Linked DNA regions of Mus musculus: region 2 is linked to region 1. A link is a loop called in an ENCODE intact Hi-C map of the cell type or tissue named here. Cell type or tissue: gastrocnemius. All regions are shown on one strand. Links, peaks and the distances in the headings refer to the core of each region. The heading gives the core; the rest is flanking DNA. Region 1 holds the start of 1700012B09Rik (RIKEN cDNA 1700012B09 gene). Region 2 overlaps Cwc15 (CWC15 spliceosome-associated protein).

Region 1 (12,794 bases), core at 1,766-9,765:
AATGAAGCCTCTGTATTTAAAATGTCTGATTTTGGCTTTTAAGTATTGTTGAGGCCGGCCAGTGGCTCACATGTCCGGGTTCGAGCCTGGAAGGCATCTTGGAATCTGGAAGAAAAGAGGGAATCTAGGCGACGAGAGAAAGAATGGAACCAAAACAAATAGTCTGATCAAGGTTCAACTTTAATGTCCGGGAACACGCTTTATAAAGAAGAGGGGAGGCCCATTCCCAGTCACCCAAAGTTCCTTTGAAGTAGTCAGATCAACCTTTTAGTAGGAACTAGCGAAGATCACAGTTCGATCACAGTTCCTTGCTAACTCCGGAAAATCTCGGAGAACCGGTTCGGCCTCGGGCAGGTTCGGCCTCAGGCAGGTAGTGGCACAACAAAGGAGAGGGATGAGAAGCAGCACAGCAGGTGGCTCCGTCTCAGTGGCCGGATGGTCTGAGGCCAGCCTAGCTAGGTTGAAAGGAGGTAACAAAGTATAGGGTTCCGAGTAACCCAAACTGGCCATCTAGCCAAGGATGAAGACCTGATCCTACCTCTACACTTTCCTTTTTCCTAATAGGGAGCTGACCTGACTACTCTTCAGAGAACAATAAGCATATAGGAGTCCATTTCCCAGATGTCTATTCTGCCTTGTTTGCTTCCTTAATTTTTCTTTTAACATTTATGAGATGCATGTCCACATAAGGCCCTCACTTTGACTTGTGTTACATAACTGTACTTTCCAGCTTACACAGGCCAAGTAGCTCAGTCTATGAGCAAAGTTTTCTTCAATCATGAGGAATTATTACGAAGAATAATTTTTAACATCTTCAGTAATTAAAAATCATTATCTTGATTTATATGGTTTATATGCTTGAGGTAGAAGTAATGTGTTACTGTTTTAATGGAAAGAATTTATAGGCCCACTAGTTGGCATTGCCTTTATAAAGTCTGACATTTCTCCAGAGAACTTTCTGGCCTACAACCTATCACACTGATGTGATTTGTGGAGTCTCTTCTAGAAACCTGAGAGCATTAGTTCTATTTGATGGCATCTCGCTGCTGAAAGAAAGAAGGAAAAAAAGCTCAGAGGCTGTCTGTGGTTTAGGCCTCTTACCAAAATCAAGTCTCAGATTGACTCATTTACACACACACACACACGCACACACACACACACACAGCTGGTTTATAGACAGTCTAACAGGTAGATTACAAGTCCCCTCACCTGCCTGAAGTGGCCCTAGGAACAATGGAGCTGGCTCTTCTGCACTATGATCCTATGAGCCCTCCACTCCTCCATGCTGCCTTTCTCTAGTTAGGGGATAGCATAACCCTGTAAGATTCCTGATGCATGTATAAGACAGCATTTTCTCTACATTAACTTGAGATCTGTGTTGTCCTAAACACAGAAAGGATTCAGTGTAGACAACTGATGGTTTTAACTCCTGAAATTTTTCCTTAAAACCCTCAAAATTTTACTTCTGAGAACCTAAGTAGAACATCTAAGTCAATTCTATTTACGTAGAAACAGCATTAACCACATTAAGTAGTTTTAAGAGTTTTTTTTTCCTAATAGCCACAACAAAGTGAGTGACATTAATTTTTTAAGATTTTGTAACACATCCTGATTTACACTAGCCACATGGGAATATACAACAGTAATCCCAATTAGTAATGGAGTGCTCACTGCACTCAGTCTAGTAGAACAGGCTATTTTCAGGCTAAGTAAGAGGCTCTGCCTCAAAATATAAGGTAGAGCATGACTGGGAAAGATACCCAAACTCACCCGCATGAATGAGGTCACATGCACACACACATAAATTAAAATTTAAAAAAAAATGAGACCATTCTTTTTGTCAAGACATTTTGTCATGGCAACAGAAATGAAATCAGGACAACCATCATATACTTAAAAATTATTAATCATCAATTCTACTTTAGACTTCTTATATTTAATTGATAGATTTATTTAAACATTCAAATACTGAGCTAGAACACAGGGTTAGACCTGCTCAATCCTAGGAATCATTTGGAAGAAACCATTCCCTACTAGGAATCATTTGGAAGAAACCATTCCCCACTCCTAAGTTTGGTCTTTAGCAAGTTCATCCCTTGAGTCAAATGATTTTTTTTTTTTTTTTAGATTTATTTATTTGTTATACGTAAGTACACTGTAGCTGTCTTCAGACACTCCAGAAGAGGGCATCAGATCTCATTACGGGTGGTTGTGAGCCACCATGTGGTTGCTGGGATTTGAACTTCGGACCTTCGGAAGAGCAGTCGGGTGCTCTTACCCACTGAGCCATCTCACCAGCCCGAGTCAAATGATTTTAGTTTTAGAAAATTCTAATTTCTATGATTCACAGGAGATCACAGCCACATTCTGATTTTCAGTCATTTGCACCAATAGAAACGTAAATTGTATTGCATTACTGAGTAAAGTTGCAATGGATTTCACACAGATTTGCCTTTTCAAAAAAAGGGGGGTGGTATTAGCCAACAATAACTGTATTGCTTGTTAGTCTGCCAATACACAAGACAAAGCCTGTTTTCTTTCATATTATCTTATGGTAGATTAAGGACAGAAATGTTGGGAGAAACTGTTTTTACATGTTTAGTGTATATATTTTGATATTTGTTTTTATTTTTTAATTGTATGCGTGTGTGAAGTTATGTGCATGAGAGTTTAAGTGCCCAAAGAGGCCAGAAGAAGCCAGAAGAATGCATCAGATCCCCTGGAGTTAAGGGCAGTTGTGACCTGCTGACTGATGTGGGTGCTGGTCCTCTGCAAGATCAGTATGTATTCTTAATGCCTGAGCTATGTCTCTCAGCCCAGCACTTCAAAAGACACACCATCTTAAATGTGGTGATTTACACTCAAATGTGTTTGGCAGTATTCCACATAGCCATGTGTGATATATGCATTTTAGGTAGGCCACAATTGTGTTATTTTGATCTCTTCTCCCATATAAAATTCCATGCTATTTTCTCCTACATAAAAAATTTCCCTTTTGTTGTCGTCGTGGGAAGAACATTTATTGTAAGTCTTCCCTCTTAAAATGATAAGTACAGAGAACAGTGAACCCACAGACACAGTGACGCCCCGCAGACATGTAGAACTTAGACACTTTCATAACTAAGACACTGTGGCCAATGAACACCTCCTCCTCATTTCCTTCTGTGTCCTACCCTGGAAAACACATTTCTACTCCACACCAATGAGCTTACTTGTTTCAACAACCTCATATAAGTACATGTATTAGTCAGGGTTCTCTAGAGTCCCAGAACTTATAGATAGTGTCTATATAGTAAAGGAATTTATTGATGACTTGCAGTCTGCAGTCCAATTCCCAACAATGGTTCAGTAGTAGCTGTGAATGGAAGTCCAAGGATCTAGCAGTTACTCAGTCCCACACAGCAAGCAGGGGAAGGAGTGAGAGTGAGATTCCCCTCTTCCAATGTCTTTATATGGACTCCAGCAGAAGGTGTAGCCCAGATTAAAGGTGTGTACCACCACATCTTTAATCCCAGATGACCTTGAACTCAGTGATCTCCCTGTCTTAATCTTCTGGAATCCATAGCCACTATGCCTCAAGATCTTCATACCAAGATCCAGGTCAGAAACTTCTATATCCCAGCCTCCAGATTAGGGTCACTGGTGAGCCTTCCAATTCTGGATTGTAGTTCATTCCAAATATAGTCAAGTTGACAACCAGGAATAGCCACTACGGTACAATTACACAATAAGAAGCAAATCTCACTTTGGAGCATAAAAATACAAATAGGCAAAAGTCTCTGAAAAATGGCTGGTAACTTACACTACCTTGTTTCAAGACTAGATGTGAAGTAGAGGAGTGGGGCAGTGGGTTACTAGGCGATGGTAGCAGTCAACAGATTAAATTTGAAACACATCCAGATACTGATAACTACTTGACTTATTTTTCTTGAAATGATTGTTCCTCTGGGGAGAAAACCCATTTATAGACAGAAAGACAAATCCCAGATTTGTTTAGTGACATGGACAATGGCCGGATTGCAGAATGGCTAGACAAGTCATCTTGTGGTTGGTTGGAACTTTCTACCTGTTGACTATGGGTGGTATTTAGGCAGGCGTGACTCTCAAAAATTTTTTTGCTGCCACAGTCCTTTGAGCAGAATATTGTTCTTTGCACAGAAAATATATTGCAACTACATTGATTTCTTTTAGTGGTTTTGCAGAACAGACTCACCTGATAGCCCAGGTTGGCTTGACTTCATGGTCTCCTGCTTCAGCCTACAGAGTTTTGGAATTACAGGTCTGGACCACTACACTCAGTTTCAGTGAAGATAATTTTTGAAGGTAGATATCCAGGAATAACTAATTTTATCCTCTTATTTTTTTTATAGCACATAGGAACACATAATGACCTCTTACCCAAATTCTAGGAAGTACATTTTCTTGGGGATCCTTTGAGATATTGCAAGTTATCAATAATTGCATGTTAAAAGTCATTGGAATTTTAAAATCCCAAGCAAGCCCTTATAAGGAGCAGCTTCTCCAATAACTTACAGACAAGGAAATAAAGCCAATTACCCCTTAATTTAATCCAACTGGAAACATTCAATAAATTTGAAATGATGGCTACTTACAAGAATGATTGGTTGGCTTTGAAAATAATTTAGGGCTGTAGGAATTGAGAGGAGATGCTGGAGTGAGTACAGAATCCACTTCTCTGAAGCAATATAGCACAGAGCACCCTGTTACTTACTTGTTATTCAAAACCTAAACCAATGGGTAAGAGTTCTTGAAACCTGTCCTAAATGTGAAGAATTAAGCTTACAATGTTAACTCCCTGGCAATGGGCAAAGGCGGCCCTTGGTGGTGGTGATGTTCTATGTCCGTCAAGGGCAGAACAGATCTTTGGTTTTTGTCTCCACCTGGTGTACATTTTGGTCAGTTTCATTTAATCACAAAGAGGAAAAATCTACTACCCTGGTTTGGTTTTTGTCTTTTGCTTGTTCTTTTTGTTTGTTTGTTTGTTTTTCCAGAATAAAAAAAATAGAAATAGCTAAAATAATATCTTATAGATTTTGCCAATAATTTATACACAAAAGAATTTGAAGTGGCATACACATATGGTGATTGAAAACTTTAAAAGGCAAAGCCATAGAAGAAAGAAGAAAATAAAGTACCTAAAGTAATGCAGTGACTACAACCAAAAAGTAAATAAGTTCCAAGTTTTTGCTGTTGGAGAAAAGAGGAAACAAGAACTGTGTAATTCTTTATTATTTGATCAAATATACCACACTGTTTTATTATTAAGTTTTCAGGTTAACTACAATATGCTTAATCTTTACCTTGTAGAGATATAACATACAGACACAAACTTAGAAACCTTGATGAACTATATACAAAATGAACAAAACTGTGTAGCTGCCTGCAAATCAAGGTGCAAAATACAGTTGGAATCCCCAAAGCCTGCTTTGCACACCCTCGGTATTGGTATTTCCACAACGCTAGCCACTAGCACACCCTCAGCTATAAAGCTAGCCACTATTCTTTCCTAAAGCTGTCCATTACTCTGACTTCATCATTAATTTCTGCTACACCACGGAATAATTTACTATGTACAACATCACATCTGTGGATCTCTCACATTTCTACATAAAGAAGGAGTTTGCTGCTTCTCATTATGGTATTCTAAGAACACAATAATGGATAGTTATATCTTAGTTCTAATTTTTCTGTGAGCCTTTGGGGCTCTGGTGAAAGGTGCCGCTGGGACCACTCTGGGGCACCTTTTGGGTGCATCTATTCCACAGTTCGTGTGTGTCTCATATGAGGACTGCAAAGTACTTACATTCTCTAGTAAAAGCAAAAACAAACAAAAAATCACTAGCTCTTCAAACTGGTTAACATTTACACTTTTGTTCCTGACAAGCTCTTACTATGTTGCCCCAGCTGGACAGAAACAACCCTCCTACCTAACCCTCTATGGCCAGCTTAGGTGATGCTCAACAGTAGGGAAGGAGAACCCAGTTGCTATGCGCCTTCCAACCCCTGTGACTGATGCTGGACTGTTTGCTGTTTGTTGGTTTAGCAAGCAACCACTCTAACACGTGGAAAGTAACAGCTCCTTGAAGACTGCATTCCATGGTCTGTTGAGTAACAGTTTGGGACAATGTCTCATGTGCTTGTCAGCTGTTTGGATCTCCTTTTTTGTCATGTATCCATCTGTCTATTTTTCTCCAATCTCTTGCTGAGTTGTATGCCCTCTTTACACTGATCTGTAGGAGTTCTTTATGTAATCTGGGTCCTCATTATTTGTTGGCCAATGTGTTTTGAGAAAATTTTCTTCCAGTCTGTGACTTGATTCCTCACACTCTTAATAGCTGACTTCAATCAAGAGACTCTCTTAATTTTTATGTTCTCTAACTTATCATTTTCTTATGGTTAATGCCTTTTGTTGTTTGTATAAGAAATTGTTCCTAACTTCAGGGTCATGCCATGTTCAATAGTTATCGCCTAGAAGTCTTGGTGCTTCACCTTTATGGCCATGATCCATCTTAATCTGCTTGTGGTGGTTTGAACTTGCTTGGCCTCTGGGGAGTGGTAATGTTAAGAGTGGCTTTGTTGGAGGAAGTGTGTCACTGTGTGTCACTGTGTGTCACTGTGTGTCACTGTGTGGGCTTTAGAGGGTTCCTCCCATGCTCAGGCTCCTCCCATTGCAGAAGAGGCCCTCCTCCTAGATGCCTGGAAGATAGTCTTCTCCTGACTGCCTTTGGATCAAGATGTAGAACTTTCAGCTCCTTCTCCAGCACCATGCCTAAATGCTGCCATGCTTCCTATTACGATGATAATGGACTCTCTGAGTCTGGAAGCCAGCCTCAATGAAGTGTTTGCCTTTACATGACTTACCTTGGTCATGGTGCCTCATAGCAATGGAAACCCTAAGACGCTGCTGTTTGAGTTTACTGTTCACTAGAAGTCAAGGTTCAAGTTTTTTCCAGATGAGCAACCACTTCATCTAATTCCACTGCTTAATAGTTTCTTCCCTCTATTATATCTGGTGCTCATATAGTTAGGTCAGTTTCTAGACGATTCTACTCCACTTATGTGGTTAAATGATTGCACATTTTACAGGAAATTATCAATCAAAAATGAAAGTGGTTGGCACTAGGGTACAGTAGACATATTGTGGAGGGTGTCTCCTGAATTTGTTTAATTGTTTTTTTTTTTTTTAAAAACCCTGTAGAATTATTTAACTTTATAAGATAATGCACATTTAATTTTTGTAAAATCTCAGTGCCACTTTTTTAATGACTGCAAAAAAGAGAGACGGAGGTAACCACTGCTTTGAACAAAATCTCGATTTTCAGACTCACATTTCCAATTCTGTGGGTTTGTCACCTGAAAAATCGGTGATTTTGTGAGCTGTCATAGACTATGGGTACGAAAATCCTTGTAAACTAACTACAGCTATTTAGTAACTTACAGCCCAAACTTGTGAATTTTCAACATGAATTGGTTGAGAATCATGTCCAAGTCTAGATGTGACTGGTAAAGCACTGTATGGAATGAGTGACTAGTGGGGAATTTCTGGTCCTGTTCCTGTGGCCCACCCTAACACTCACCCGGACGTGGTGACCAAATCTTTGAGGCTTCGGAGTCTTTGCTGAATCACGCATGTGACAGTTGTGTGGCCTCGGGCTCTTTTCCAAACCTTTGTGACTCTCAGCTATACAACTGAAGCATCTCTCTTGAGAAAGCTGGGGCCTTTCCGTGGGGTCTGTAGCTAAGGAATTAAGGCTCCTGCTAGCAGGTAGGCTGTTGCCTGCACCCAGGGCCTGTGGGAAATTGGCAGAGCCCTGGAGGCCCGGAGCATCTGCGGTCACTATGACAACCTCAGACGCCTTGCGTTCCAGAGCAGCCGGTGGCGGAGTTGAGAGGCCGTGGAGACCCCGGTGGCATGAGGCGGCAGGAGGCGCTGGCAGGGACAGCCTCAGAGGCGGGCCGCGAAGGGGAGCAGCCTAGGCCGGCAGGGCTGGGGTGCCGCACCCGTGCTGAGCCTGGTGGCCCCCAAGAGTCTCGCCAACAATGTGAGTTCAGCTTCACCTTCAAACCTTGGCAGTGGTGGGACCAGTGACAACAAGGCGGGGGAGGGGGGGAGACCCCAAAGTGGAGCTAGCTGGAGTACTTAAGGTTTCTGGGGGAGAACTGGAGAGCTGCTGTTTGCAGGTAAGAATAGTAGCAGAAAGCTACTGTGACAGCAGGGACAGACATGGAGGGATGGGGAACAGCTTAGGCCCTCAGGATCTCCTCGGGCCAACGTCTATGTAGGAGACTATCTTCCCTTCACCAAGAATTCCTGAGCCCAAGGGCTGGATATCATCCTCAACTGAGTTGAGTTGGTCGATAACAGCATTGCTTTTTAAAGGAACCATGAATACATTACCCCAGAGGTATGTATCTAATGGTGTTGGGGATAGAGCTTGGTGGTATACCACTTGTCTAGGACCTCCAGGACCTGGGTTCACTCCCTCCTACTTGTCTGAGATGCAGGGTAAGAACCACTCACCCCTCACAAGGCATCCTTCATTTCCCAGATCATAAAACCAAGGCGCAGAGCAGGGGGAAGGAGATGAAGTCAGCCAGGGCTGGCAAAATACTTAAAACCCTTCAACAATCACCTCCAGCAGTCCAAACCCCCAAATCACTACCTGGGTTAGAATTTCACATGCAATCTTTCTTATGTCCTCTGCCCATGGAATATGCAAACAATATTCAAATCAGTAAAGACTGTCTTGAGGCAGTTGTAACTATATTTCTAACAGGTTTGTAGCGTCCTGTACCTGATCCTTTAGCAGCTGGTGAGGGAGATGGATGAAAACACAGGGCCAAGGAGGAGTGCAAACAGCTTCCAGGGCTGCTCAGAGCCTCCTTGATTGCCTCTCTGGGGACTAACAGGAGCATCTGGCGGCTCCCGCTGCTTGCGCCCTCTTCTCTCTCTCTCTCTCTCTCTCTCTCTCTCTCTCTCTCTCTCTCTCTCTCTCTCTCTCTCTCTCTCTCTCGTGTGTGTATGTGTGTGTATGGTGTGCGCATGTATGAAGGCCAGAGGACAACTCCAGCTCTCTTTTCTCAGGTTTAAGTTTCACTGAGAAAATATGTACTACTGATCTTGAAGTTTTCGTGCAGGATAGGCTAGAATGGCTGGATGACTGGCTGTCTGGCCTGGGACTCCAGGGATCAATCTGCCACCACACCAGGCTTTTCTTATTATAAGACATAAATAATTATATTAGCCCACAGGCAACTGTGAAATAAACACAGGCAAAATGGTCAGGTGCATTATAAAAAATCAGCACCAATTGCTGTTAGAAGTCAAGAAGCCTGGCAACCCTTGTTGTAAAACAAACCCCCAGAGCGGCTCAGTTCTCAGCAGTTCTGGGCTTTGTCCTGCGCACAACTGCCTGCTGACCAACACTTAAATGTGCATGAGCAAGGGCACAGTATGTGCATTTCTTTTCCTCTTTCCTCTGTCTCCAGTCCCCCTCCCTCCTTCCCTAGCTCTTTCCTAAGGGAGGACTTTCCCCTCTCCAGCTTTTTGTCATTCTCACAAATCTCCTTCAGCAGTTTCCTGTGAATTCTCCTGTTGCCAACCTGCAGTCTGTCAAGAGACCTGCGCTTTGAGCAGGCAGCTCTTCTCTGTGATCCGTGTTATTTCTGCGATTCTCCAGAGAAAGCCTAAAGCCGTTAGTTTCAAGCAGTGCTGGCTCCTGCTCACATGACCAACCTAGGAAACAAAAACGAGAACCTTAAAGTGCCTGGTTGTAACTTTTCTGAGTCTGGGGACATATCTGAGTCCTTACCATCTGAAGTGGACCGGAGTCACGTCCGAGGCTCTTATCCTGTTTGGGCCAGTTTGTAGTCGGGACAAGTACACTCATGCTACCTGTTGGCTAACCTGGAATAAGAGGAGATGTCTGCCATGTCTTAGTGAGAGTAACATCAAATCTCAAATATGTAACAAATTTCCTTGCGTTCTTCTGGGGTTGAATTGTGACAGGAGCCCCTTGTTCTCTAGTGCTGACAGACATACCCAGCTGTAGCAGTGTGGTATCCAAGCATACATCTGCTTTCCACCTCTTATACCACTCTCCATTCAGCATCCAATCACTGAGACAGAAAGACTTCTGCCTTTATGAATTGATGGTGGTTTTAAAAAGACAGACACTAAATCCTCAGTTACACAATAATTGGATGCGGATATGCAAATGAAGAGACAATAAATGAAACAAAAGAGGAAAGAAAGGTTACAAGGCAAAAAAGACCGTTGTAGAGATGCTTCCCCAGGGAACTGATACTCAATAAAGCTGGCGCTTATAATTCGAGTGGCAGTTACTTAGGCAGAAGCTCAGAGAGAGACTGGTCATGCAAAGGTGAGATTAGAGGGGAGGGAGGACCAGGGTGGAAGACTGAGCATGGAGAAGCGTATAGGGAGGTGAATCTGAAGATTTGGCCCAGGCCAGGAAGCACACAGCTTCTTCTGCCCTCTTACGGTTCTGATCTCTGGGAAGAATAGAAAGAATGCAACAAGGTACTGAGCACAAACATTAGCCCTGGGCTGGAGCAACAGGGAGAGACGGGGCCATCCTCACAGGCCGGGGAAAGGTCCTAAGTCTTCGAGTGTGTGTGTGTGCGCGAGTGTGTTCACGTGCGCTTGTATGTGGGTGGCCACAGAGGCCAGAAGAGGCTTTGGATTTCCTAGAGCTGGAGTTCCGGGCTGCTGCAAGCCACCCTGTAGGTGCTAGAAACGGAATGCCAGTACTCTGAAGGAGTAGCAAGCGTTCTTAATTGATGAGTCAACAGGTGGAATCTTTAAAAGTGAACTCTAAAGATGCTGAGGTGAGGCTGGCGAGACTGGCCTAAAGCACTTGTTGTTGCAAGCATGAGAAGCTGAGCTCAAACCCAGCTAGACACAGTAGCATCCACCTGTAGTTCCATGCACCAGTGGTGAGATGGGAGGCTAGTGCATGAGAGTTCCTGAAAGAAGCTTTCAGAACATGCAGCCTGGCAATATGCAATGGCAGACAACAAAGAGAGAAGGGACCCTGTCTTAAAGGAGTGGAAGATGGAGGAGGACTGAACCTGAGTGTTCTCTCCTCTCCTCAGGCTCACTGGAGGATATGCATCACACACACACACACACACACACACACACACACACACACTGCATTCTACATCTGGACTGCAAGATCCAGGTACAGGTCTGTCTTACCCTTTACTTTGTCCTCATCCCTAAGCCAAACGTCAGGAACAGAGTAGGTCTTTAACCAGAATTCATTGCTGGGCACAATGATGCCCACAATGTAATCTCAACAGGTTCTCCAGCTGCCTGGGAGACACAGGAAGACCTTGCCACAAAACAAAGAAAAGCACAAGCCCTGAACGCTCCTGTTGATAAGCAAAACTTCACAAAGGCAACGAGAATGTTTCATATATTTCTTCACCATACTTACAGAGAATCCCGAAGCTTACCTCACACACTCAGGAATTACAGGAAAGGATGACTCCTCCAAATCAGAAGTTGTGATGAGAGAGATAATCCCAAGATAGAGCCTATGGGCAAGCAGACTTTTGGTTCTAAGGAATGACATACCATTTTTTAAATTTATTTATGTATTTATGTATTTATTTAATGTATATGACTACACCATTGCTATCTTCAGACACACCAGAAGAGGGTGTCAGATCTCATTAGAGATGGTTGTGAGCCACTATGTAGTTTCTGGGAGTTGAACTCAGGACGTTTGGAAGAGCAGTCGGTGCTCTTAACCGCTGAACCATCACTCCAGCCCTGACATACCATTAATACACACACACACACACACACACACACACACAATACAGTTTTCATATATGAATGATGGCTGGAAGGCAGAGTTGGTGATAAATCCATTGTCAATGTCTTTACAGGGAAAACATTTCTATACTGTGAACCGCATAAGAGAATCAAGGAGGTTTTGGAAGAAGAACTTTCAATCAAGAGAGATGAATGCCATGTGAAAAGCCCACCTACAGGTAATCTTGCCTCAAGGAAGTACGTTTGCTAAATGAATATGAAATTGTCTGTTTGATGACAGGCTGGTTATTTTATTTGTAATGAAACAATAACCACCAAAAGAAGTAAGTCCTGGGAAACCTTAGAATGCTTGTTTGGCCTGTGTCTGAATATACCTCCACATATAGAGGAAAATGAACTAAATCTTCAACACATGCTTTGCTGTCCACTCTTTTGGATACTTACTTCTGTTTAATCGTAAGTAGAACTCTTTCACATGCTTGGGACACACAGTAACATCTTCAGACTCATCTATATATATTTGCTCAATGTCAGGGGTTCCCACATGATACATTGTACCTGGATGCCTAGACTACCAAGTTCTCAGGTGACTGGTGCTCCTTATGCAGAGCCCGTCCCTGGCAACTACTGTCACAGCAGAATTCGAATCACTAAACCACGTCAGATCACCCAAAGATCTCATTTCAGCAAAACAGGGCACACGAGTGCTACAACTGGGTACAGACAGCTCTCAAGATGGATGACGTGATGCCTGTACTCAGACGTAAGTCTGGGATGACTGGCCCTATGTGCCTGTGATTCCTTTCAGCAACTGATCACTGGGAGAATATTTATAATCAGGTTTTTTATTAGAATGTTTATGGGGTCTTGAATTTTCTAGGAGAAACAAGCAGGTCAGCAGGATGGCTCCTGGCTAAGGTGCCACTGTGAAAGAAAGCCCACTCAACTGAGTTCAGACCCTAGAACC
Region 2 (12,794 bases), core at 2,426-10,425, 260 kb after region 1:
CGTGCGCCACCGCGCCCGGCTAGAGGGTATTTCTTGCTTTGTATAGTGCATAAGGAAGTAGGGTCACTCACTCAGCACCAGTTTCCAGGGTTACTTTCGTTAAGGCCTTCTGTCTTAGTCAGGGTTTCTATTCCTGCACAAACATCATGACCAAGAAGCAAGTTGGGGAGGAAAGGGTTTATTCAGCTTACATTTCCACATTGCTGTTCATCACCAAGGAACTCAGGACTGGAACTCAAGCAGGTCAGGAAGCAGGAGCTGATGCAGAGGCCATGGAGGGATGTTCTTTACTGGCTTGCTTCCCTGGCTTGCTCAGCCTGCTCTCTTATAGAAACAAGACTACCAGCCCATAGATGGTCCCACCCACAAGGGGCCTTTCCCCCTTGATCACTAATTGAGAAAATGCCTTACAGTTGGATCCCATGGAGGCATTTCCTCAACTGAAGCTCCTTTCTCTGTGATAACCCCAGCTGTGTCAAGTTGACACAAAACTAGCCAGTACACCTTCTTTAAGGCCTGGTTCATTCTCTCTACCTGTCCTGAGCTCCGGGGGGATAATTTGCACACTGAAGCTTCCCTTCCATCTCCATAATGGTAACACGTGACTGTGTTACCTGAGAGATGAAGGCCAGTCCATTGTCAGAGCCCAGCAGTGTGGGTAGCCCATACCTGGGAATGATTTCTTCCAATAACTTCTTAGCCACCCTGTTGGCAGTTTCTTTCTTGGTGGGGAGTGCCTCCCCTCAGGCTGAAAAGGTATCTACAAGAACTAGGAGATATTTGTATGCATACAGACCTAATTTGCTTTCTGTGTAGTCTATTTCCCAGTTGGTACCTGGCCTCTGTCCCAGTAGCCTGGCTCCTTGATTACCCTGTCCCTCAGCTAAGGGGTTCACTGCCTTACAGTCAGGACAGCGAGAAATTACCTCCTCCAGCAATGGTCCCAAGTGGAAGATTTGTAGTCAGAATTTCTCAGCAAAATGTGGAGGCCCAGATCCTTATTTTTGTGCATCATGGGGATTCAAATCCACAGAAACTAGTGGCTAGACTCTCCTAGTAAAAACAGACTTTATCATAGTCCAAAGACATGGATCTGCCTCGATAGGATTGGATAGGGGACCATTATGGGGACACACCAATTTGGTGGACCCTGTGGGATGTCTCCTGCCCCCAGGTGGTAGATGTAAAAATCTGATAATTAAATTTACTGGATGGGCCACTGGTAAGACCTAGGGACTAAGGTTATATGTAACTGGCTACGACCCAGGAGTGTTACTCACAATCCAACCCTTCACTCAATGGGTCCAATTCAAGAAAGAAACACCAATAGGCCCAAATCCAGCTCTACTCCGCCTTGAGGTACCACCTTAAGAGGTAAGGTCTACTAAGGATCCAGCATGGGACCTGGAGGAACTCCAAATCAGTCCATAGTCCCTACAACTCAGGGGCTACAACCCCAATTTTAGCCTTGGGGCCTGCTTTGGGCCACTTCTTAGGTACTGAATGGCTCTAGGCCAGAACTTATACTGATTGTTGGCCTTGCTTAGATGCATAATGTCCCTAGTATGAGGGCATAGCCATCCCTGGAAACTATACCACCTCCACTGACAGCAAAAACAGTGGATGGTAGTACCCAGGTAATGGGATACTAACCTTAGAACTAGTCAAGGAAAATGGACTTTGTGTCACAAAAGGATTGAAATTCCCCCATACCCATATGCACGTATGTAATATCACCCAGGAGGTCCCCAGAGAAGAAACTTATCTCATACCTCCCAGTAATACCTGGTGAGCCTGCTCTACCAGATTGACCCCTTGCATTCACAAACAGACCTTCAACTGCACTAATGGGTTCTGTGTACTTGTCCCACTAGTCCTAGGATCCTGTTACTCAGACAAGGAGATGAGCACCGAGTCACCCTACTCACAGCCACTGGTATAAAATGAGCTGCCCTCGATGCGATCTTAGGACTTGGCATGGTTGGCCCAGCAGGAGTGGATACTTCAGCTCTCATCCTTCAAGACCAAGATGATAAAGCCTCAAGTTCTACCATAAATGCTGATTTGTCTGAATTAGAAACGTCTATATCCTATCCAGAAGCCTCTTTAACCTTCTTGGCTGCGGCAGCTCTACAAAATCGGTGAGGACTGAGCCTCCTGTGCCCGGCATTGGGAGAACCATGCAGTTTCTATGCCAACCATTCAGAGGTCATAAGAGAATCAATGTCTTTGGTGCATAAAAGGTTACAAGACAGAAAGGAAGACAACAATCCCAGAGCTGGTATGAGTCCTTCAACTGGTCTCTATGGCTCCTAACACTTGTTTCAACTTTAGCCGAACCCTTGATCTAATACTTGCCCTGGCATGCGGGCCCTGCATTATTCATGCCCTAATAAGATTTGCTAAGGAAAGGAACGAGTTTCCACCGTTCAGCTCATGTTCCTAAAGTTCCAATACCAGCCCTTAGACACCAGGCAAGAATTGGAAATGCACCCTTACTCAAGGGGAGGATGAGAGTACCTAACTCACTCCATCTTAACATAGGCAGCCTTAAGCTTCAATTTCCCAGGACAGCCAGGGCTTCTTGGAAAAACTGCAGAAAAGGGGCGGCCAATCAGCAGCTGCCTCGACATCTGCCCAGGAGCTTATAACAGATATGGAAAAATCCCCTTTAAGGTAACCCTCTCCCCGTCAAGATATGAACCAACCAGAAGTATAGAAGTATCCCATACCATAAACTCAATCAGTCCTGAGGAAAGTGACCCAACTGCAACTGGAGACCCCCTCCAACTGGTTTTAAAAGGGGCCTGTGAGTTTCCTTCATGGTCAACATTTTGCTTGGATGGCTGGCCCCTGCATGCTGTTTCTGCAAAATAAACACTCTATTCAAGTCTAGTGTCTTCTTTCAGCAATTCTTGGGTCCTTACAGTTTCTCTGGCTTTAAGGACTTCACTGTTTCTTACGACATAACATAAGCCAGATGAGCACTAAACAGTGGGACAGGTGCATCAGAAATTGGAAGAAAGTGATTTACTCAGTTCTGGAGGGTATGTAAGAGAAACGTGAGAGACCATGAGGCAAGAGAAGATGAAGAACCAGGGTGTATTGTAGCTCATGGTTAGACCACTTACTCTCTCTCTAGGTCCAATTCCCAGTACCTCAAAATAAAAATAATAAACATGAAAATTAGTTAGAATACACAGAGGTGGAGAGGTGACTAAGAGCACTTGCTGTTCTTCCAGGCCCTGGACTTAATTCCTAGCATCCATATGGACGCTCCAGTTCCAGGGGATCTGGTGCCCTCTTCTGGCAGACATACACACAGGCCAAAGATCCATATACAAAATAAATGGATTACAGACTATACAAAGGGCAGGCAGGGTTCAGAGCACCATAGAGGAGACTGAATCCTACAAGTAAAGTGAGGAGGAGCAGAACATATAACCAAGGAGAGAATAAAACACGGCAGCACTGCTCAGAGGGAGCTACAAACTGGATCTTTGTCTGCTGGATTTGGCCACCAGATCCATGGACAAGCAGTCTCACAATGGCAGGGGATATCCAGCCAGCAGGGCTACGGAGAGAGGGAGATGTGAGTAGGTTTTCGGTCTCCTGACTGCTGTTGTGAAGTTTCCTGGAGTACTACTTTGTTGGCTTGCTTCATCCTAAGACAGCCAGGAGAACTTCCAGGCACGTTTGAGGCCCAGTTCTTATGTAACTACTTTTTGGAAGAAGCACAGGACCAGGAGATTTTCAAGGAGTCCTAAAGGCACTAAGATCCTTCCTCTGCTTCCGGCTATGACATATGCTGACGTGACACGCGTGTACACTGAGGCAGCTGCTTCTGGTTAGCTTACCTTTCCCTATCCACCATTCCCCCACCCCCTTTGTCAAAAAAGGAAGCCACTTGGATTACAGGATTGGGAAATTATTCTGGAAAGGAAATCTGGCAGACATTCTCCTCTTCTCCCTTCTTGCCGGGCTCTGAAACCAGGCCAGGAGAGAACAGTATAGTTTGCAAAAATGAAGTAAGAAATTCCTAAAGAGCTTGAATGTGAACTGGTTTTAGAGTGGCAGAGGTTTATGAACGGGGTTAGAGTCAAGCACAACTATACTACAAATCAGGAAATGGCGATCTTTACAAAAAGTATTAAGAGCATGCATGCAGGATGCAGGATGCAGGATGCAGGATGCAGGACGCAGACCTAGTTCCTCTCCTAGCTTTACTCTCAATTCAGGCAACATACAAATGCATCAACTCTACACTGGGCAAATGCTGGAACAATTCCCATTTTTTCTTAAAGATTTCTTTTTCTATCTGTGTCTGGGTATAGTACATGAAGGTCAGGATAGGACATTAAATTCCCCAACGCTCAGTTACAGGAATTCAATGTTCTCTGCAACAACAACAAACCTCATTAACTAGTGAGTGAAGTTAATCAATAGTAACTCCAGCCCTCAAACTAATAGCGGTTTAAAAAAAAAATAACTAAATAATCAGAAATAAGATATGCTAATTGTTTTTGAAGCTTGAGCCAGTCCTGATAGCCATAATCCCAGCATTTAATAGGCTAAGAAAGAGCCAGGTGTGGTAGCGCACACCTTTAATCCCAGCATTTGGGAGACAGAGGCAGGCGGATTTCTGTGTTCGAGGCTAGCCTGGTCTACAGAGTGAGTTCCAGGACAGCCAGGGCTACACAGAGAAACCCTGTCTCGAAAAAACCAAAAAGAGGCTGAGAAAGGAAAACTGCAGATTTGAGGTGAACCTGAGTAGACTACACAGCAAAACACAACTTTAAAAATGGCATTCCATGCCGGGCGTGGTGGCGCACGCCTTTAATCCCAGCACTCGGGAGGCAGAGGCAGGCGGATTTCTGAGTTCAAGGCCAGCCTGGTCTACAAAGTGAGTTCCAGAGCAGCCAGGGCTATACAGAGAAACCCTGACTCGAAAAACAAACAAACAAACAAACAAACAAACAAACAAACAAACAAAAACAAAGAACAAAAATGGCATTCCATTTGTGAAAGGCTCAATTTGTGGTCGTAAATTTTCTATTACAGTAGCACACTTAAAGTCACACTTCTCAGAAATTATGCCTTTTAGTAGAGTATAGCTATAGCTCTCAGAAATACTTTTCACAGTAATAAGCCATTCAAAGAGCTGTTATGTGTTTGATGTGAACTCCATGCAGCTGTGCACGTCAAACAGGATCAGTGTGAAGACATACACCTAACTTCAAGCACACACTCTTCTGGGATGCATATCATAGGCAAAAAAGAGAACACTGTCCTCAGAAGTGAAATGGCAGACATCTCCTGAGCCACCCCAGGTGACTACTAATGGTGACATGGTTTCTCAAGTGGAATCTCTCTTAGCCTCCACCATACTTACAAAACAGTGATGTCATCTACCAATAGACCTCAAACCAATGTGAGATAAAGAAAAAAACTTAATGCATTAAAAACACAGCACACAGGCTGGCAAGATGGCTCAGCGGGTAAGAGCACTGACTGCTCTTCCGAAGGTTTTGAGTTCAAATCCCAGCAACCATATGGTGGCTCACTACGACCCGTAATGAAATCTCATTCCCTCTTCTGGTGTGTCTGAAGGCAGCAACAGTGTACTTATCTACAATAATAAATAAATCTTTGGGCCAGAGTGAGCAGAGGTCCTAAATTCAATTCCCAACAACCATATGGTGTCTCACTACCACCCGTAATGAAATCTCATGCCCTCTTCTGGTGTGTCTGAAGGCAGCAACAGTGTACTTATCTACAATAATAAATAAATCTTTGGGCCAGAGTGAGCAGAGGTCCTAAATTCAATTCCCAACAACCACATGAAGGCTCACAACCATTTGTATAGCTACAGTGTACCCATATACATAAAATAAATAAATAAAATCTTTAAAAAAAACCCACAGCACACAAAAGTAGTTTTCATTTTGAAAAGAAATTATGCAACTTTTTATAAGCTGTATAAATTGTAGCAAAAAGTTGGGGACAGTGGTTTATTTAGGTTAAAAATATTTATTACAAGCAGATTCCCCGTTTCCCATATTAAAAAGAAACTAAGGCCTGGTTAGATCCATTTCTAAACCCATTATCTAATAAAGTACTACACTAAGGGAAAGAGACTGAGAAAGTTAACACTGGGAAAGAACAGAAACCAAAAAAAAAAGTCAAATTGATCCTTAACAGTTTAGTTTTTAATTAAGCACATAAAACTATATTACTTAATATATTTCTCCATGAACTTCTTGTGAAATTCAGATCGCAGTGTATCATTTACAAATCGTTTGTCTTTCTTCTGGTCATCTATACCTTTTGCACAGTTCTTAAAAACGACATCATCATCCCATCTAAAGAGGAAAAACAAACAACAAATCTGTTATAGTTCATCAGGAGACAAGAACACAACAGACTATAAACCATCACAGATGCTCAACATGCTGTCACCAGACAGCAAAAGCAGCAGCATGCCTACTGTGTGGGGCTGTCACAGCAGGAGGGCATCCCCACTCAGAGCAGACACCACTTCTCCACTAGGAGCAAGTCAGTTACAAAGAAGACACACATAGATTGTGCTTAGGTAAAAGTGTGGTATTTTCAGATTTAAAACACAGAGGCAGGGCCACTTGTCCTGATCCAGACACCTTCAGACAGTAAGTGACCTGTTTACTGTGCTTTGTACAGTTTCATACATTCTCATCAGTTATATCTACCATGGCACACTTCATAATGCAAGGACGAACTACAGGAATGTAACAAGAAAGATTTATAGACCCATGGCTGCTGAAGTGTTCAGAGTAGAGCTCAGTTATATTTCAGAAAACATTAAACACACTCATCAGCAGGTGTTACGGGAAATACGTAGACCAGAGCTATGACCTTCTACATAAACATAAGCCCTTACATATAATAAAGACACTCAAAAACATGCATTAAACACAGCCCATGTAACATGCTTGCATGTGCTGGTGCATGACCACCAGGAGAAACTGCACAAGGGAAATGAGCAAAGCTATGCACACTTATGGAAACTATGTCAGTAAATTTGTCTTGATGCAGTACACACACTAAAAGCTGACCTGCTCAGTGTGACAGGGATACAAATGTTTTGTCTCATATGCAACATGTAATTGATAGCTTCTCTTCACTTCCTCGCTTGCTCCCAACACCCAAACTGCCCTGCCCCTCTGCAATGCTAAGATACAGTCCTCCCTTTCTGCACTTACATCACCATCCCTAGACCATCATCTCTCTCCTCTCCCAATACTCTGTGACTCTCTTGGCTGTCCTCTTCTCTGGCTGCTAAGTCTTAGCATAAGATTTTAAATTCAAATACTATGTATTATGCATTTACTATGCACTTATACTGGGCACTTCTCTAGTGCTGATACAATCTTTTGACTTCTCTCTGCCCACGCTGGCAACTCCCAGATGCATTATTTAATTTCTAGCTTAGACAAACTGCAGAGACACACAGGCTAGATTTACTTAAGAGATGTACAGAACACTCCAAACCTACAATGCCTCAAACCTGCTTCCTCTTTCACATTCAGCATAAGCCATACTCATCCTCATTCCTGCCTCGCAACTGCTCAGGTCAAATGAATAGAGACTGAGCTATGATAAATTGCTAGTTGTCAGCAACCATCTCCTTGACTGTACTATTGTCTTCAAGAATGTGGGTTAAAGTTTAGCTGCATAGGTCACTACAAGGGCTGTACTTTTCCTGTGATTGAGTAAAGAAGCCAATGGTTCTGGGATGAGAAAAGAGGCTGAAGACGGAGCTTTGTTCATGAAGGGTAGGTACTGAGTGAGTGAGCAGGAGAGTGGCAGGGCAGTGCTTCTTCATTGCCGTGTATGCAGAGATGAGGCAGTGGAGCTCCTCACACCCTCACACACACTACCCCTGCTCCTGTGAGGCATCCTCATCCGACATCGGTGTCCCTCTTCAGCTCTTTATTGTCCCCCTCTGCACACTGTACATGAGAGTTCCCTCTTGGGCCCCGACTCTAAGCGTAGCTTTGGTTAGTTAGCACTGGAAACCCGCACCTTCTCTCACCATCACTGTGCCTATAGTGCACAGGTTCCTACAGGACCACTCCCTTGAGACTCCTGAGTCTCAACTTTAGTTTCACTGTTTGGTGACCTCTTACAAGGAACAGGATTTTAAGGAAGCCTATATCTCTCCACCTTGTGACTTGGATGTATATCCATGAAGACTTACAACTGTATGATCTGTGTGTATCTTATAATATCAAACATGAATACCACCATACCAAGTCCCCTAAGTCCTTCTAGAATTGAATTGTGAGGGGTGGTCTTGGGGACCCCAACACTAACATCTCACGTAAAGCTTGGTAGCTACAGTCACTCTGGCTCTCTTATTTAGACAATCACTAAGCAGAGACTTGGCTATTATAAGTATGCATTAAAATGAAGTCTCCCACCTCTTTTCATCTTCCGTATTCTAAAATCTGATTGGGAAGGTTATCAACAGAAAGTGGGATCCTAGAAACTTTATAGAACACACGGAACACTAACCATGGTCACACACGTACACCAACCCATGACTTTTCGTACCTTCTTTTAACCTTGAAGTTGGCCTGAGGCTGGGACGGGCCAGTGAGGTTTAGGAGAGGGTTTCCACTCAGAATGTTTTCCATGCGAATTCTCTCTTCCTCTGCTTTTTGTTCTTGTTCCTGTCAATGACAGAGGAAGACACAAAGTTACTCTCTCCAGGTCAGCTGACCAATATTAGCCCACAATGAACTCATCTGGTACAGGGAGAAAAGATACTTTTCCTTTTTTTCTGTTTAATGACAGGGTCTCCAGCAACCCAAGCTGGCACGGGACTCGCTAGGTAGCAGAGGATGACCTTGACCTTCTGAGTGCATGGTAGGTGTGCAGGCCCCCATTTGCAGTGATAGGGATGGGGTGGTGCAAGGCCTGCTACAAAGCACTTTACCACTGACCCACTCCTCTTTTTGATTCTTAGTAAATGCCAGGAAAATCTTACTAATAAAACTTAAGCACGTTGCCATTTTTATCCCATCCTTGCCAATAGTCATTGGCCTCTCTAAACTGTGAGAAGCTGAGATGCTAGCAAGGTTGTTGTCTCACTTTTTAAGGGGCTACAGACAACATAATTCAATTTTGAGTTACAAACCATGTTAAGTTTCCATCTCTAGGATGAATTAGTTATTAACTAGGGAGTAATTCCTAAGACAAGACAAACTGTCATGTAAAAGATGGTCACATTCTAATAATATGTACTTCAATTAATTTATATAAAATATCGTTTGTTCTTATGCTTTATTGTTAGCGATCTATACCTTTCTTATATACTTTCTTCACTGTTACAATACTGTCTATATTTTTAAAAAGTATTTCTGTATATATTTAGCGTGTGTGCATGCATGCATATGGGTACCACAGTACAACGGAGGTCAGGGGACAACCTGCAGAAATCCATTCTCTCATCATGTAGGTTCCCTGCTAGGCCATCTTGCCCATTCTCCATTTGTTTTAAAGACACAAATTTTCAATGCTAGTTTGGTTTGGCCTTCAACTTGTGATTTTCCTGCCTTAGCCAATGAGTGTCAGGATCAGAGGTGTGAGTCACCATTTCTAGATCACTTTCTTCACTACTATTGTAACATAAATTTCTTCAAACTCAAATCACTCCATTTCATTTTAAGAATTAGAAACACAAAATTTCTAAAATTCTTACCTGTAATTTTTGTAGTTATCTGTTAACATAACTTAAATCAAACATCAATCACACTTTGCTGTGCTTTGGGGATGACAGAAATCGATGACATAATAGATGAAGAGTCTCTCTAGAAGTCACTTTAAAATGAATCTTATTTTCCATATAGGTTCCTGATACTTCATTTTAATATGCAAATGTGAACAATGGATCTCACTTTTACCAGCACAAACAACTGGTAGGTGAAAAGTATGTCACTCTTGGGGAAAACCTTTTAGGCTACTGCAGAGATCTTAAAGTCAGGAACTTTGTATTACAATTAGGATCAGACAGCTTTCTGAAAACCGATAGGGGGGTAGGGAAGGAAGCAGTGAGGTGGCTCAGCACACAGCGGTGCTTGTCAGTAAGCCACATAGCCTGAATTCAGTTGCCAAACCATGGAAGGAAAACTGAGTCTTCAAACTTGTCCTCTGATCTCCATATATGCATGCATCTATCCCGGAATCCAGCAAAATAAATATAATGTAAAAAACAGACCTTCTCCAAAGATGCCACAAAACCAGGAGCAGGCTTACTCACACTTAAGACACAGCACTGGGAAGAAAAGCCAACCCTTCCCCACTCGGTTACCAGGCTTGGAGGCTAATGTCAGATAGCCTGTGGGCCAAACTCACACTCCCAGCCCCACACTTGCGAAGTAGACTTTTGCGAATATGGCATCCTATTGATATAGGCACTGTGTCCACTACTGCTCTGGAGTGGCAGTAGAGCAGACCTAGTACAGCTTTACCAACCTCTGCTTACCGTTCTCATTTCCAATGTTTTTTAAACGTTTATTTTATGTGGTATTTTGACTGCAGGTAGGTCTATACATCACACACACTCTTGGTGACTGAGGAGACCAGAAAGAAGCGTTAGGTCCCAGAGAACTGGAGTTACACATGGCTGTGAGCCACCATGTAGGTGCCGGGAATTGAACCTGGGTCCTCTGCAAGAGCAGCCAGTGCTCTTAATGACTGAGCCATCTCTCTAGCGCTTACCATGCAAATTATAGTTCATTTCATTGCATATGAGGATTATTGAAACAGTCCAAACTTTTTCCAACCTCTCTACTTTTGCCAAAAGAAATCAATCCTGCACACAGGAAGGAACTCCATGAATCTTTTAGAACAAAGCCCTCACGTCCTCAGCACTTCTCTATAAACCTGATACTCTATGCCCTCTACATTCTTGAGGCAGTCTCACTCTGTAGCTCAGGCTGGCCTCAAACTACAAAACCTGCCTGAGCTTTCTTTGAGTTCAATGTTATTTTTTCCTCATTGTGTAGGTGAAGAGACTGTGGATATGCAAACAAGTTAGGTGACTTGCCCTGGACTATACAGATCTCACTAATTTGTTCTGAGACACAAATGTCTCAAAGAAGGCAGGAGACAAGAAGAGAATCTCTATAAACCACGTAGACCAGCGGTTCTCAATCATGGATCATGACTCCTTAGGGGTCAAATAACCCTTTCATAGGAGTTGCCTATGATGACTGGAAAACACAGACATGTGCATTATGATTCATAACTAGTGAAATTTCAGTTATGAAGTACCAACTAATTAATTTTAAGGTTGGGGTCACCATAACATGAGGAACTATATTAAAGGATTGTAGCCTTAGGCAGGCTGAGAACCACTGCTGTAGACTATCTTTAATTCTGGCATTTAATTAGAAAATCAAACATTTATTCATTTGCTTTTAAACAAGCTGAGCATGATAGTTCTATCTGAACTATCTGAAAGAAATTTCCTACGTAATTAGGGGACCGAGAATGCCATTATAAGAAGACAGATCCCCAGGTGTTCCAACATTTAGACATGACAGAACTTGATGGTGTGGTATGAACGCCAACACTACCTTCCTGGCCTGCTCTTCAGCTCTTTCCTTCTTGATCTTTTCTAGCTCTGCGAGAAGAGCTGCAGTATCATCGTCATCGCTCTCCTCTTCAAAATCTTCATCTTCCTCCTGGGACAAGTCAAGGTGACCCGAGATATCAGAAAGAAAATATACATTATTCACCTTTCTCATAGAAACTGTACTTACGACGTCTTTGAAAAAAAATTTTCCTAAAGGGAAAAGTACTCAAATATCATAATTAAAACCAATAACCATTAGAAATATAATAAATAAAGCCCAACAACAAATTATGAATGCTTACGAAAATGTCAACCCCTGATAAAGTACCTTTCGTATTTACATGGTCAAAAAGGATTTTCACATGGTACCAATGGAAAACAAGTACACTTCACAATAAAACACGGTACTATGTTCACTGTCTCACCCTGAAGAGCTAACGTAGTTTCATGTAGCTCAAAATGACTAAGTTAGCAAGAGCAACTGCAAAAAGGGGTGCTAAGATTCCAACAGAAATATTTGGAATGAACAACTGAATTTCACTTACTGTAAGACTTCTCATTTTAATAACTATCAGTCAGTTCTAACTGTTGACACATATACGCAATTAGATGCTACTCAAGGAAGGTCACTCATGCCTGCTCAGTTGCAGTCGGAAGTCAGGTGTAGTCGACTACTCAGAAGGTTGAGGTACGAGGCAGGAAGGCTGTGATTAGTAGACCAGCCTGAGCTACATACAACTGAAAAGGCAGTTGTGTCCCAGTGACTGTTTATGCTCTATCCGCTTAGACTACTTACCTCTCTAATCACTAAGGGGCCTATGAGCACTAGGTGTCTAACAGAGCATCAAATCAAAGGGAAATAAAGGGCAGTATCAAGTACAATGCTCAATGGTGCTGTTCAGAGGGCACTCATCCTGACAGTGTTCCGTGTGGTTAAAGCAAGGCAGCTTAACCTCCCGCACCACTGATAATGCTGTCAGGGGTGGGCATAGCCGCTTTCACAAACTGCTTCCACATAGCCCCCCAGATGAAACCTGTCCTAACAGTGTTTGACATAGAATACTTCCTGTTTTAAAGTTGAGGTCAGTGATATATTTCCATAACATAAAGCCAAAATGTATTAAAGTTTTTTTAGGAAAATATGATATGGTGGGCCTAATGGCAGAGGCCCACA

Evidence for each region. Peaks named below come from ENCODE experiments on the same cell type or tissue, not always from the same donor. Only the 100,000 strongest peaks of a DNase experiment are listed, where the experiment ranks them.
Region 2: it touches region 1 in a loop (5-fold over the local background); 11 of 42 quality-filtered maps call a loop at or near these places.

Annotation. Positions count from the first base shown.
Region 1 is chr9:14,766,108-14,778,901 of GRCm38, reverse strand. 1700012B09Rik (RIKEN cDNA 1700012B09 gene) reads left to right here and starts at 7,872. Exons shown (of 4, transcript NM_029306.3): 1 at 7,872-8,063; 2 at 11,941-12,045. The coding sequence starts at 7,934. In gastrocnemius, for the core only: a CTCF peak has its summit at 4,894 (motif pointing left); a DNase peak (open chromatin) is centred at 7,893.
Region 2 is chr9:14,503,768-14,516,561 of GRCm38, reverse strand. Cwc15 (CWC15 spliceosome-associated protein) reads right to left here. Exons shown (of 7, transcript NM_023153.3): 5 at 11,622-11,729; 6 at 8,593-8,711; 7 at 5,942-6,362. The coding sequence ends at 6,233. Among named protein-coding and RNA genes, the nearest start is that of Cwc15, 9.5 kb to the right of the region's middle. In gastrocnemius, for the core only: a CTCF peak has its summit at 3,305 (motif pointing left); DNase peaks (open chromatin) are centred at 3,290 and 6,504.